2 separate regions of the Homo sapiens genome follow, and region 1 is linked to region 2. Evidence: read pairs that join two places in POLR2A ChIA-PET (ENCODE). Cell type or tissue: CD4-positive, alpha-beta T cell. All regions are shown on one strand. Each heading gives the region's core, and the rest is flanking DNA. Links, peaks and the distances in the headings are about the cores only.

The links. ChIA-PET counts read pairs that join two places held together with the same protein. Peaks named below come from ENCODE experiments on the same cell type or tissue, not always from the same donor. Only the 100,000 strongest peaks of a DNase experiment are listed, where the experiment ranks them.
Region 1: POLR2A ChIA-PET joins it to region 2 with 5 read pairs; 1 of 35 experiments calls an interaction of 5 or more read pairs at or near these places.

Annotation. Positions count from the first base shown.
Region 1 is chr2:70,684,248-70,688,637 of GRCh38, forward strand. ADD2 (adducin 2) reads right to left here. Exons shown (of 16, transcript NM_001617.4): 9 at 3,777-3,875. Among named protein-coding and RNA genes, the nearest start is that of ADD2, 82 kb to the right of the region's middle. In CD4-positive, alpha-beta T cell, for the core only: no CTCF peak of the experiment used is centred there; a DNase peak (open chromatin) is centred at 2,774.
Region 2 is chr2:69,900,709-69,905,098 of GRCh38, forward strand. SNRNP27 (small nuclear ribonucleoprotein U4/U6.U5 subunit 27) reads left to right here. Exons shown (of 6, transcript NM_006857.3): 5 at 2,473-2,537; 6 at 3,546-4,390. The coding sequence ends at 3,600. Among named protein-coding and RNA genes, the nearest start is that of SNRNP27, 8.9 kb to the left of the region's middle. In CD4-positive, alpha-beta T cell, for the core only: no CTCF peak of the experiment used is centred there; a DNase peak (open chromatin) is centred at 1,883; H3K4me3 peaks cover 1,198 bases; H3K27ac peaks cover 2,152 bases.

The sequences.
Region 1 (4,390 bases), core at 298-4,297, 780 kb after region 2:
TATTTTTTTTTATTTTTATTTTGAGACAGTGTCTCTGTTGCCCAGGCTGGAGGGCAGTGGCACAATCTCGGATCACTGCAGCCTTAACCTCCCAGGCTTCAGCTATCCTCCCACCTCAGCCTCCTGAGTAGCTGGGACTACAGATGTGCACTACCACATTCAGCAAATTTTTGTATTTTTTGTAGAGATGGGAGTCCTGCCATGTTGGCCAGGCTGGTCTCGAACCCCTGGGCTCAAGCAATCTACCTGCCTTGGCCTCCCAATGTGCTGGGATTACAGGCATGAACCACCATTGCTGACCTCTCCTATATTTTTTTAAAAGTCACTTGAAAGAAATAGGCTGGCTCCCAAGCCAATGAAATTTATTTGTAACCTCATGGGATGAATTCACAGGTCCAAAGGAAAAATACATTCTCCACAATGGGGTTAGTCAGTCAAGGAAGCCCAGAGAAAGGAGACAGATAAAATGCTTGTAGTGTACAGCCAAGCACTGTGCAGGGGTGAGAGTTCCCACACATGGACTTAGAGTGTCTGTCTCATTGTCAAGGCTCCATGGGGAGGGCAATGCAGGTGGTTGTAGGCAATGGACTCTGAGTATTAGGACAAGAGGTGTGTGTATATAGCAGGCAATTTTGGAATGATCCTAAAAAACACTCATTAATCTAACAAATCCCCTTTTTTTTAAATTCTGTGCTTATCTAATGGTACATTCTATTTACCCTCATGTATCTACCACTCAGATATAATTGGTTAGGGTTTGGCTTCCTGGATGACAAATCTAGCTACATAAAGAGACAATGGCTTATGAATAGTCCAGGTGGTGAGCCAGGTGTTCTGCACTGCACATTATTATATTAGCATTCCAATAAGATATGATATCCCATGTTAGCCTGCTTGTTATGGGAAACTGCTTTAATTATGCAAACTTTCAGTATTTTTGTGACAGTTATTTTTTACTGGAAATGAAAAAATCCAATTTAACCTGCTGACAAATGCAGGTCTATGAACCCAAGAGGATCAGGGACAGACCTTAGAGTATGTTAAATTCATCATTTAACAAATGCCCCTGTGATACTTCTCTGAGGTCAGCCAGGCAGCCCTCCCAGGTGACCCCCGTCACCCTATGAAGAGAAGGAAGCAAGAATATTATCTACGCCCTTCTCGTCCAAGCCATGTGTCTAGCAGAAGATAAACAGACTTCTCCCACTGCCCCTCACAGTCCTGGTGAGGCAGCGCTTCTCCAGGTAGTGTTTAAGGGCACAGACCTGGGCACCAGGCTGCCCAGGTTTGAATCCTGGCTCTGCCACTTACCAACTGTGTGACTTTTAGTAGCTATTTACCATCTGTGTACCTCAGTTTCCTCTAAAATGAAAATAGCAGAACCTACCTTGTGAGAAGTCTTTAAGGTAATAGATCTAAAGCACTTAGTGTATCACCTGGTACATATGGGGTGAAGTATAATGTTCTAATGAATGAATTTTGAGAAGCGCTATTCCCTGGGGACCCATACTTAATGGAGAAGAAGAGAGGGAGAGACTGCCCACAACCTTGCAAGAGCTGCCTCCTCCCACCTCCCTCTTCCTCCCCCAGTTTCCATGGTGATGGGTAGCAGATGGAGAAGAACTGCTTGAGCTTCTTCCCATCTGCCTGTCGGCAGAGCAGGGAGCTGCCTCTCTCAGCAGGGGATGACCCAGTTTCCTGGAACCCCAAATTGATGGGGATCAGAGAGAACACCATCCCCAGGAGAAATAAATAGGCTCTCAGCCTTGAACTACTAACATGACCACAGCCACGTTCGCTTGTTTGCCAAGGTCACCAAGGAAGAAAACTTGGCCCACAATGGAAACAGAGCTTCAGTGCTGGCCGCTTCACCCAAAAATGACCTGGCTAGGGCTGCGCTCCCAGCGGCACCTGCAGTCACTGTTACCTAGGCTCTTTCATGCCCTGATCCACCCACACCTCCTCTAGGCTTTCCTGCTTTTTTCTTCCACATCTTCCAGCTCTATTCCCGTCTCTAGAAGCCTCTCTGCTCTACCAGCTGGGGGAAAAAAAGGTCACTGGAGCTTGCCCGGGGTTATCTGTCTGCATTGCCTGAGGTCCTGTAACAAGGTCTCAGCAAACCAATCCTGAAACGAAAGTGATAGCAGCTGAGGGAAGGGGGCTGTCAGGTACAGAAGCCCACAGCTCTGCCCTTGAAACTGCCCAGAAACTGTTTCTGGGGTTCTGGATCCTGGGAGAGGCATACTTCACCATGTGGGGTGGTGCGACACATGGGCATCCCTCTCCCTTCATTTTTAGGGCTGAGCTGTCTTTGCAGAGATGATGTTTTTACAGGAGATATTTTCTTATTGAAGAATCTTCTCCAGAAGGAAGATAGGGAGCTCTTAAGAGTTCAGATGTGGGAAAGGGAGAGTAGCTTCCCGGTATCCCAGAGGCTCCACCAGATTCTTCCACCAGTCAGTGGTCAGAGCTTAGGGCCAGAATCTTTGGTTGGGCAGCAGCCGGAGGCGCTACATCACATCAGAAAGGCACCAGCTGGGTCTGTGTCCACCTGCCCCTGTTCTGACCACTGCCTCTAATACTTCATCATTATCTTCACAGCTATCCTCACCACATATCCTTTTAAAACGATTGAAAAGGTCCCACTGCAGAGCCTCCACCAGCGACACTTCCAGGCAGATCTCAATCTCCCCAGAGTGCCTCCAAGAGAAAGACCTCTTCCTCTGGGTGCTGCTCTGCCTAGGCCAGCCAGGAGAGGGCGGACGGGACACCAAGGGGCTGGGCAAAGAGCTGACTCATCCAGGAGCAACGGGCCTCCATATGTCAGTTGAGTCCTAAAAATAGCATCAGCAACACCCCTCTTTGTGTCCTCACAGTGACCCGCTGGGCCCCACGTCTACAGTTGAGGAGACAGAGGCTCAAGCAGGGCAAGTCCTCTACCCAAGGGCACACAGCCCAGAGTGGGGAGGATGGAGCCTGGTCAGCCTGGTCTGGTTAATAAGGTCTTTTCAGGGTTGTGCAAGGCCCCCTACCTGCCCCTGACCAACTTGCCACATTGAAAAGTGTGTGCTTGGCTTATCCAACACCACCTTGTTGTCTATACAACTACAGGTTTGTCTGTTTTCCTACTGCTTCTCCAACTCCTCTAGGGGGTTCCCTGATCACTGACACTACTGTCTTCTCCATCCCTTCCCGGTTAGGGATTTCATGATGGCTTCCTGGATATCACTTGGGGTTGCTCTGGCTGTTAAGGCTGCCACGTCAACACTCTGATTGGTCTGCTTTCCGCTTCTTTTTCTGGACGTGACCATGTCCCTGGCCTTTGCAAACCAACCCCCTCCCCTCAAAACAAACAAACAAACAAACAAACAAACAAACAAACAAACACCTACCTGTGTGTCTGTTGGGCATAGGTGCAACAGGTATACCCCACGTAACATATGAGCATGGTAAAAAATTTCTTTGCCTTATTACAATTTCTCCCACTGTCCAGTTGATGAGCCCAGGCAGCTCCCCAGACTGGGCACTGACCCCTAAGAAGTGGGTATTTATTGCTTGTTAGACAATGTTGATGCATTTTTCAAAGCCACAGAACTAATCCTAAGTGTGAAACTTTAGAAGGATAAGATGGTGCCAAGGCAGAGAAATAGGGCAAGGCTTTTAGATGGCTGGGATCAAAAGACTCCCTGAATCACAGCCAACAGGGTCACCACGTTTGCCCACAGGCCCCTGTCAGAGCCCACTCCTGGGCCCACTTTCCAGGAGAATTTGCTCACCTGTATCTCACATGCAGCCTGCAGGTGGAAGATCTTGTAAAATGCCTCCTCTACCGTGTCACCCAGAGCAACCACTCCATGGTTTCTTAGCACCAGGATCTGTAGAGAAATAAATAGTCAATTAAAACCTTAAGTCCTCTAAACTTTAGTTAAGAGGGAGAGGTTTTCCATTTTATTTAGATCAACTTCCACAACCAATCCCAGGGCCCCTTCTCCCAACTCCTTATGTTCTCTAATCAAATACCCCAAAGCTACCCCACATGGGATTTTAACTCAAAGCATCTACCCTAAGAAATTGAAAAGACATTTTAAAACTGGGACTAAATAGCTTGATCAATTTCTTTAGGCAACGCCTGGGTTTTTATGCATTTTAAAAATTGAAATTGAAAAGGCATTTTAAAACTGAGACTAAATAGCTTGGTCAATTTCTTTAGGCAATGCCTGGGTTTTTAGGCCTTGGAAAGCTTAGAAGCTTGAAAAACTGCTGTGTATATTAAAGTGAATGAAGTTGTTTGCTATCCAATACAGAGTTCCCACCTCAATAGCAATCTCTTGCTCCTGTGACTTAGTTGACGTGGGAGTCAAAACCCAGGGGGCGGCTCTCTGAGAGGTGG
Region 2 (4,390 bases), core at 222-4,221:
ACGACGTTAGCTGATGATACTCATCTAAGTCATTTTCTGAATATCTGGGAGTGCAGTGACCTAGGATGTGAGAATGCAAAGGTGACTCTCAGACATATCCCTCCATCAAGAAGCTTGCAGTCTCATAGGGAAAATAACTTTATGATGTACATCATGGTTTTATAGGGTAGAAAATAGAGGGTACTGGGCTGGGTGCAGTGGCTCATGCCTGTAATCCCAGCACTTTGGGAGGCCGAGGCGGGGGATCACGAGGTCAAGAGGTCAAGACCATCCTGGCCAACATGATGAAACCCCATGTCTACTAAAAATACAAAAATTAGCTGGGCGTAGTGGTGCATGCCTGTAGTCCCAGCTATTCGATAGGCTGAGGCAGGAGAATCACTTAAACCCGACAGGCGGAGGTTGCAGTGAGCCGAGATTGCGCCACTGCACTCTAGCCTAGTGGCAGAGCAAGTCTCCATTTCAAAAAAAAAAAAGAAAGAAAGAAAGAAATAGAGGGTACTGTGAGGAAGGCACAGTTAACATTTTTCAGCAGTTAGAGAAGAGGGCACTTCCTGGCACCTGGAATGTTTGAATTGGGCCTTGAACAATGGGTAATAACCAGATAGTTCAAGTTGGAGGCAGGGAAGGCAATTCAGGCATGAGGAACAACATGGGGGAAAGTGGGTATGTTGAGTTGACTTGGCTGATCAGAAGACCTGAACAAGAATTTGTGAAAAAGAGGATGGGTGCTACATTCAGAAAGGTCAAGATGGAGTAACACATAACAACCTAGCATTTGTGTCTGTTATTCTGTTCTGATTCTTGATTTAAAGATCAAAATTGGGCTGGGCACAACGGCTCATGCCTGGGATTCCAGCACTTTGGAAGACCAACACAGCAGAATTGCTTGAGACCAGGAGTTCAAGACCAGCCTGGGCAACATAGTGAGATCCCATCTCTACAGAAAAAAAAAATTAAAAATTAGCCCAGCTTGGTGGCATGTGCCTGTAGTCCCAGCTACTCGGGAGGCTGAGGCAGGAAGATCACTTGAGCCCAGGAGTTTGAGGCTGCAGTGAGCTATGATCACGCCACTGCACTCCAACCTGGCGACAGTGAGGCCCTGTGTCTAAAAAATAATAATTTTTAAAATGAACAAAAAATTGCAAGGGTTGTACAAGAAATGGGATTTAGATGAATGGCAACCATTCCAGCCATGATATGAGAATATTATTAGCTAAGGTTGTAAGTTAAATTTTGTGTGAATGTGAGTTTTTCTGGAGATTATACCTTTTATCTGGTTTCAAGGTATTCTTTGACCAGAAAAGATTAGATTCTGCTACCCTACTTTCTCAGCATGCTTTGCACATAGTACATACACTGTGAATGTTTGTTGGTTTGAATATTAATTGCTTATACACGATTGTAAAAATGTGAGCAGAGAGTTATACCACTTGGGAGCTCATAGGATCTGGAAATTATCTCTGCCTCATTGGACTCTCCTCCTTCCTCCTTCCTCCTTCCTCCTCCCTCCTTCCTCCTCCCTTCTTTCTTCTCCTTCCTCCTTCCTTCTTTCTTCTCCTTCCTCCTCCTCCTTCCTCCTTCCTCCTCCTTCTTCCTCCTCCTCCTCCTTCCTCTACTTCCGCTGCTGCTGCTGCTGCTCTTGCTGCTGCTTCTGTTTGTGCTGCTTCTCCTGCTGCTGCTCCTGCTTCTTCTGGTTCTGCTTCTGCGTCTGCTTCTTCTGCTGCTCCTTCTGCTGCTCTTGCTTCTTCTTCGGCTTCTGCTGCTGCTGTTTCTGTTTCCTCTGCTGCTGCTGCTGCTTGTGCTGCTGCTGCTCTAGCTTCTGCTTCTGCTTCTGCTGCTTCTGCTGCTCCTTCTGCTGCTTTTGCTTCTTCTGCTTCTGCTGCTTGTGTTTCTGCTTCTTCTGCTGCTTGTGCTGCTGCTGCTCTTGCTTCTTTTGCTTCTGCTTCTTCTGCTGCTCCTTCTGCTGCTCCTTCTGCTGCTCTTGCTTCTTCTTCTGCTTCTGCTGCTGCTGTTTCAGTTTCTTCTGCTGCTGCTGCTTCTGTTTATTCTGCTACTGCTGCTTCTGCTTCTTTTCTTCTTCTGCTTTTCTTCTGCTTCTTCCCCTTCCGCTGCTGCCGCTGCCGCTTCTTCTGCTGCTTCTCCTTCTCCTCCTCCCCCTCGGCCCCCGCTTCTCCCCTACTTCCCTCTTCCTTCCTCCTTCTTCCTTTCTCCTCCTTTCTTCTTCTTCTTTTTTTTTTTTTTTTTTTTTTGAGACTGGATCATGCTCAGTTGCCCAGGCTGGAGTGCATTGGTGTGATTATGGCTACTTGCAGTCCCAAACTCCTGGGCTCAAGCAATCCTCCCACCTTAGCCTTCCGCCAAGTAGCTGGGAGTACAGGTACATGCCACTGCCACCACACCTGCTTTCATGTATCCTGATTTAATGTATCCTTCCTGTTTTTTGTCTGTTTGTTTATTGTTTTTCTTCAGGGTAAGAAGGTGGATGGCTCTGTAAATGCCTATGCCATAAATGTCTCTCAGAAGAGGAAGTACAGGTATGCATAGCCCCCATTATTATGTTTGAACTAATAAATCAGTTTTTTACTTCAAACTTTATTATGAGATAATCATGTTTGTAGGAAATGTAGCAGTTTTCCATACTGTTCCTTGTTTGAATGAAATATTCATTGCTTATATTCTGGTGTGTTAAAATTGTTTTCCCATTTACATGTAAGCTAATAGCTATTAGAGAGAGGGTAGTTGGCTTAAATATTTTAGGACTATAGATAGTAATTTCCTCAGAAAAGCATAATTTCAAGTCTATGGGCTTTGATTTCATTATAATTTAGGTATAAGATAGATCCCTCCTAAACTAGATTGATTATGTAAGGATTTCAACTGTAAATATATTCTTCTGTTAAGTATAGGCATATTTTATTTGTACCACAGTTTTGGAGCGAACCAATCCATACATGAAATCTCACTGAATTCTTAATGAATGAAAAAGTCAAGATATTTTCAAACATTGCCTTTCTCTCTAACTTTGTCGCTGATAAAAGATTAATAGTCCAGTTAATTTAGATTATGAATCATGTGATTGAAAATGCTATAAGCTAAGGTACTAGAATCATCTTGGACAGTCTTTTGTAAAATTACCTTCAAATAAGGTCTTAGGGGGAGAATCATTACAGTGTGCAATTGAATTTGCTCAATGGGTGCCTGTTTTGGAACTCTTTTCTATTTCTAAATTATATGTTTCGTGTTACCTAAAATAAATAAGGATTTTCAATTGATTTTTTTTTTAAGTCTGTAAATCTTCTCAAATAATTTCAAAATTAAACTTCAATACTGCTATCTGGAGTTAAAAGAAATCTGAAAGTCTTTGGTTTATTTTGAAAGTAAAATAATCTCTAAATATACATTAAATTACCTTGAATAGTTTCTACCCTAGACTTTGCTATTATAAAGATGGTTTATAGTTTTCATCTCTGATGCATGTTTTTTTTTTTATAAGAGGAGTATAGGATTAAAAAAAAACAATGAATTTTCTCTTCTCATCATAGGCAGTACATGAATCGAAAAGGTGGATTCAACAGACCTTTGGATTTCATTGCATGAGAATTGAAGTGTTGAAGGATGATTTTTTTTCCCCTCATCTTGGTCAGAGAGTGGATTTTGTATTTTGTATTTAACTTGCATTCAAAAAACAGGATCTCAGTTCTCCTTTCTTGTAAAGTAAGAAAATCTTATTTATGATATATGCAGTTAACTTACCTTGCCTCAACAGAAGAAAGGTTAAATATTACATTTTTTTCTTTTAGGAAATATCATTTGTGGCAGGCGTCAACCCCATTTTATTTGTCCTTATTCCTGTGGAAGCAGTATATGTTTTCTTCCTGAATGCTCATTAGGACTTCTTAAAAAACATGAAAGTAATTTGGAAGTAAGTTTATCCAATAAAGCAGTATTTCTACCCTTTTAGATTTGATAAATATTTTTATTACTAAAGAATCTCCCCAGACATTTTCTTTTTTTTTTCACACATAGATTTAAGTATCTTGATTGTTAGTAGTCTAAAAATGGGAAGAATGAAAAAGCATAACTAGATTTTTCTATCTTCTGTGGTCGCCCGCCCCCCCCCAAAAAAATACCATTTATGGTTCTCTCCGCAAGTATAAAAGCATTACATGCAAAAAAAAGATCTCAGAGAAAACAAAAGTAAAAGAAAAGCAGAAAATCACCTGTTATCTACTCCCAGAAATAATCAATTTCAACATTTTGGTATATGTTTTTCCAGGCTTCTTTGGGTTGATCCCACCTATGAGATCAGAATATGTATGCAGTTCTTTCTTTAACCCTTTTTTCTCCTATGTACTGTGAACATTTAAAAAGTACTTTTAAATATTCT